Linked DNA regions of Homo sapiens: region 1 is linked to region 2. Evidence: chromatin contacts called from ENCODE Hi-C or POLR2A ChIA-PET data. All regions are on one chromosome and are shown on one strand. The core of a region is the stretch at or near the end of the contact, and the rest is flanking DNA. Distances in the headings are between cores, read along the strand shown.

Region 1 (2,700 bases), core at 75-2,574, 57 kb after region 2:
ACAATGCTACCGATGTCCATGAAATTTTGTGCAGTACTGCACTGTGAAGCTAAGCCCATTTCCAAAAACAGCTGAATGGAAAGATCTATTGTTCCCTTTACAGCAAGGCAGCAGACTTTTTACAGAGATTAATTGACTGGCCCAAGTCACAAGGTAGGTGACAGAGTGGGCTGAACACGTAACCACCATCCTAAGCACTGGGTCAAAAAAAACAAAGGCTGACTGTCAACTGAAATTTAAAAGACGCAAAGACCATCAGTCGGGTGCCCAAGTTGGTGAATGATGCAACCAACTGACAGAAGATGGAGAGGGAAAAGGGCAGTTTTTGTAAATTTGGGGACATCTGACAAAAAGCTGATGACACAGGTGGGAGTTTTTTGTTTGGGATTTTTTTTTTTTTTTCTTAAGACAGGGTCTTGCTTTGTCACCCAGACTGGAGTGCAATGGCTCAATCATAGCTCACTGTAGCTTCAAACTCCGGGGCTCAAGTGAACCTCCCGGGATCAAGTGACCCTCCCGCCTCACCCTCCAGAGTAGCTGGGACTACAGGCGCGTGCCACCACGCCGACCTAAGTGTTTTTTTTGTTTTGTTTTTTGTAGAGAGGGGTCTAGCTATGTTGCCCAGGCTGGTCTCCATCTCCTGGGCTCAAAGCTGTCCTTCCTCCTAGGCCTCCCAGAGTGCAGGGATTACAGGCATAAGCCACCGCTCCCGGCCCGCCACAGCTGTCTCTCCTGGTTCACGGTCACCCAAACGCCGGCTCGAAGTGTGGGAGAGGAGGTTGGGGGCGACCCCAGGTGGGCACTGCTGGCGTCCGGCTGTCAATCCACAGCTCACGTCCTCACAGGTGCGCGCCTAGAGTCACGCGTCCAGCACCGCCCGGCTGGCCGGGAAGAGGCGACCGGGTCCGTGGTCCGAGTCCCGCACCTCCGGCCTCTCTCTGGGCCCCGGGGCAACAGCCCCTCCCGGGCCGCACAGGCCGCACTGAGGGCGCCACTCCGGGGCTCCCGAACTCCCGGGCTCCCGGCGGGGACGAGGCGCAGGGACGGGGGCACTTCCGGCTCGCGGGGCCCGGGTCGCCCGCCCGCCCGACCCGCCCACCTGGCTGTCGCTGACGCAGAAGACGCGGCCGCCACGGCTCAGGCACACGCGGGCGCCCGGGGGCTGCGCGGCCGCGCCGCAGAAGGTGAAGGAACAGCGCGAGGCACGCAGCCGCCGCACCGTGGCGCGCACGAGCTCAGCCGGCCGGCGACCCCAGCGCGCCCACAGGTACAGGTAGCACAGCGTGATGAGCATGGCCGCGCCGCCGGCAGGGCGAGCCCGCCTTGCCCGCCCGCCCCAGCGCCCCAGGCCCGGCCCCGCCCCGGCCGGAAGGGCCGCGCCGCCCCCCCGGGCCAGGCGGCGCGGGGGTGGGGACGGCGGGGGAGGCGGGGACCCGGAAGGTGACGCGGGCAACTGGAGGCTGCGGCGGGAGGGGCGGGGGGGGGTGAGGCCGCGCCCGGCTGTGTGATGGGGAGCTCCGGAGGCCGCGCCCAGGGCTGGTGGCGGCGGCGAGGGGCAGCGCTGGGGCGGGGGGTGTGCACCGGGGTCAGGGGACGCCGGGGCTGCACCCGGAGAGGGGGCTCGAGGGAGTGGAGGCCGGGGTGCGGGGCCGCGCCAGGGCTGAGGAGTGGGATGGGTATGTTGTGGATGCGGGGGAGGGGAGGCTCCAGTGGCTGCCCGACCTGTTTAAGCCAAGTCCGGCCTCCCTTCCTTGGAGGGGTGGGAGGCGGATTGAGGAGGGGGCTCTGCCTATGTTCATAGCTGCCAAGGCCAACCTTTACTAACCAGCAGCACACCGGGAGTCCCAGAGCGCTCCACAGCCGCTACCCAGTCGACTTGGGAAAATAAGATAAGGCCGTTTTTATTAAATTATACTAAGCCTTCATGCAAAAGATTTTAAGGTCAATCACATACATTCACGGGATGCAATAATGTTTTTTTAAATAAGGACAGGAAACAGAAATTGAAGACAGATAAGCACCAAGAAGGCTGCCTCTAAAAAGGCTGTGCCAGGAAGGCTCCCTATGGTGTTCTTGCTACATGTGGGTCAACAGTTTGACTGTAAGCATCCTAACACCAGTGGGAAAAGGAAAACATCACCATGATTTGGTGTTCTTGTCTCCAAGGGAAGCATAATTAGTCCTGACACAGAGGCTTCTCCCATAGAACCTCATTTCTTTAAAAGGCATTATGTAAAGAACGTGTTCTGAACAGCTGCGAAGCACAGCAAAGAATTCCATCCAGTGGCTTCCTATTCTGGCCCTCGCTGAAAATAGGTGGCAAGATGCAGCAAAAGCAATCATGTACACCACGTCCATGTCTTAATCTAAGGATAGTTTTTGTTTGTTTGTTTTTGAGACAGTCTCTCTCTGTCACCCAGGCTGGAGTGCAGTGGTGCAATCTCGGCTCACTGCAAGCTCTGCCTCCTGGGTTCAAGCGATTCTCCTGCCTCAGCCTCCCGAGTAGCTGGGATTACAGGTGCCCGTCACCATGCCTGGCTAACTTTTGTATTTTTAGTAGAGACAGGGTTTCACCACGTTGGCCAGGGTGGTCTCGAACTCCTGACCTCAGGTGATCCACCCGCCTCTGCCTCCCAAAGTGCTGGGATTACAGGCGTGAACCACCGCGCCCAGCTAGGATAGATTTTTTTTAAGAGACAA
Region 2 (2,700 bases), core at 84-2,583:
AGTGACACCCAGTCTCTACAAAAAATAAAAAAACAAAACTAGTCAAGAGTGGTCGTACACACCTATATCCCAGCTATTCAGGAGGTTGAGGTGGCAGGATCACTTGAGCCCAGGAATTCAAGGCTGCAGTGAGCCATGACTGTGCCACTGCACTGACAGCCTGGGCAACAGAGCAAGATCCTGTCTCTTAAAAAAAAAAAAAAAGAATCTGACACTTTACAATGGTTGGCAAAGATGTGGAGTAACTAGAACTCTCATGCCCTACTGGTGGGAATGTAAAATGGTACAATGGTTTTGAAAAACAGTTGGCAGTTTCTTGTAAAGTTAAACACACACTTCTCATATGACCGAGAAATTCTACTCCTAGGTATTTACCCAAAAGAAATGAAAACACATGTCCACACAAAGACCTGTATGTGGATGTTCATAGCAGCTTTACTCAAAACAGCCATAAATGACAGCATATCCATACAATGGAATACTACTCAGGAATAAAAAGTAATGGGCTACCCACACATGCAATAAGGACAAGTCTCAAAAACATAACACTGATCAAAAAAAAGAAGGGTATCCAGTACACTATATGATTCCACTTAGATGACGTTTCAGAAAAGGCCAATCTAATCATCTAGTGATAGACAGTATATCAGTGATCTCCTGAGGCTCCAGGCTTAGGGGTGGATGAGCGCATGAGAACTGATTAAGAAAAGTAACAAAGGCAGTGGCTCACGCCTGTAATCCTAGCACTTTGGGAGGCTGAGGCGGGCGGATCACAAGGTCAGGAGATCGAGACCATCCTGGCTAACACGGTGAAACTCCACCTCTACCAAAAAAAGACAAAAAATTAGCCGGGCGTGGTGGCAGGTGCCTGTAGTCCCAGCTACTGAGGGAGACTGAGGCAGCAGAATGGCATGAACCTCGGAAGCGGAGTTTGCAGTGAGCCTAGATCGCGCCACTGCACTCCAGCCTGGGCAACAGAGCGAGACTCCATCTCAAAAAAAAGAAAGGTAACAAAGGAATCTTTCGGAATACTGGAAATGTTCTGTGTCTTGATTGTAAAGGTAGTTACATGTAAAACATTTATCAAACTGTACACTAAAATGGGTGCATTTTCTTGAATATAAATCATAACTAAATAAAGTTGATTTTTTAAAAAAGCAAACAGCAACAAACCTATGCAACATTAAACAATACTAAGGCCCAGGAGACTCCATATTCACTAACGTCCAAATAACACCAATATCTCCACTTCTAAAGAGAGTGAATGCTTGAATCTGTATCTAGTGCAAATTCACAGAAGTGACTACTCTATGGTGGGTAAACATATTGCAGCATCTGCTACAGACAGAGTGCAATTAAGATCAGAAACCCATGTTATACTGTGTCTCGCCACTTTATTTATTGATTGGAGGCAGCGTCTTGCTTTGTTGCCCAGGCTGGAGTGCAATGACGTGATCATAGATCACTGTAACCTTGAACTCCTGGGCTCAAGCAATCCTCCCACCTCAGACTCCCAAAGTGCTGGGTTTACAGGTGTGGGCCACATCACTTTAGAGCGGTTCCACCCCTGTTACTTGTCTTATCTGCTAAATTTACCCAGCTAACAAGATTCAGTGTTGAATTCAAAATATTTCTTATGATCTCCATGTATGTTTTGGAGCTTCTTTTCCCAAGAAACACCAAATAATTGATCTTAACCCATAAAGGTTTTCTATCTCAGAGACACATTTGCCTCATTGCAAATAATAAGATTAGTTGTGCTTCAGTCATAACATCGTAAGTTGCTAGGCAGCCAGAAGTGAGTTAATCAGAAAATGAATCATCAAAGACATGGTACGCAATCTCCTTTTATGGGTGTCTCATTCTTAAAACACTTTCAAGGAAGCAGAAGCAAATATTTGTCTACTCGTATGGAATTTATATGACGCAATCCAATTCTTACTATTGGTATTTGACACGCAAAATACTCACACGCAATTTCATGTTCGCTTGGTGTCTTCACTCACAGGACAAAGCCAGATGGCACAGCAAATCTTTATAATCAAAAGATGGCACTCCTGGGCCGGGCGCAGTGGCTAATGCCTGTAATCCCGGCACTTTGGGAGGCTGAGGTGGGTGGATCACCTGAGGTCAGGAGTTTGAGACCAGCCTGGCCAACATGGTGAAACCCCATCTCTACTAAAAAATACAAAAATTAGCCAGGCGTGGTGATGGACACCTGTAGTCCCAGCTACGTGGGAGGCTGAGGCAAGAGAATCGCTTGAACTCCGGAGGTGGAGGGTGCAGTGAGCAGAGATCGCGCCACTGCACTCCAGCATGGGGGACAGGGCAAGACTCTGTATGGAAAAAAAAAAAAATGGCGCTCCTGAAATAGGACTATTTTTTTTTCCTGACTTCATCTAAGGCAGGGATTGATCATCTGACAACCCTTGGGGTGGGCGTTTATTCAGCGTGCCAGTACCAAGCAAAGCAAGGCTCCATGCAGGTTTGCGAAATGCCTGTCTGGGTGTCTGCGTGTGTGCACCTCCTCACCAGCCTGGTCCCTTATGCGGCAGCTTCTGTCTAGCCACACTGGTCCCCTGTGGTCTAACCAACCCCTGCCTGACCTGTCCAGGTTCCACGCTGCACGGCACTGCACCCTGGCATGAGTTCCCAAAACTGCTGCTTCCTGCTTCCCACCCTGTGTTCTGCCACTAGCCC

Evidence for each region. Hi-C counts contacts between places; a loop is a spot of excess contacts on that map. ChIA-PET counts read pairs that join two places held with the same protein, here RNA polymerase II (POLR2A). Pooled maps may share reads with other maps.
Region 1: a pooled map shows a loop between it and region 2 (4-fold over the local background). The contact joins the promoter of HLCS here to the enhancer-like site in region 2. A Hi-C loop is called at or near these places in 1 of 50 pooled maps. POLR2A ChIA-PET finds 5 or more read pairs at or near these places in 6 of 52 experiments (HepG2, OCI-LY7, PC-3 and 3 more).

The regions. Positions count from the first base shown.
Region 1 is chr21:36,965,345-36,968,044 of GRCh38, forward strand. It overlaps HLCS (holocarboxylase synthetase), which reads right to left and starts at 1,325. Exons shown (of 11, transcript NM_001352514.2): 1 at 1,100-1,325. The coding sequence starts at 1,294. HLCS-AS1 (HLCS antisense RNA 1) reads left to right here and starts at 1,115. Exons shown (of 4, transcript NR_186434.1): 1 at 1,115-1,267. RefSeq lists an enhancer at 678-727 and silencers at 787-1,117, 838-1,167, 1,238-1,707.
Region 2 is chr21:36,908,203-36,910,902 of GRCh38, forward strand. The region is part of intron 5 of HLCS (holocarboxylase synthetase); the gene reads right to left. Among named protein-coding and RNA genes, the nearest start is that of HLCS-AS1, 57 kb to the right of the region's middle. RefSeq lists an enhancer at 1,337-2,536. Within about 2 kb of position 1,334, at least 5 of the 41 ENCODE cell types and tissues checked have a DNase peak (open chromatin) inside an H3K27ac peak, as active enhancers do; they include PC-3, where a contact is called at or near this core.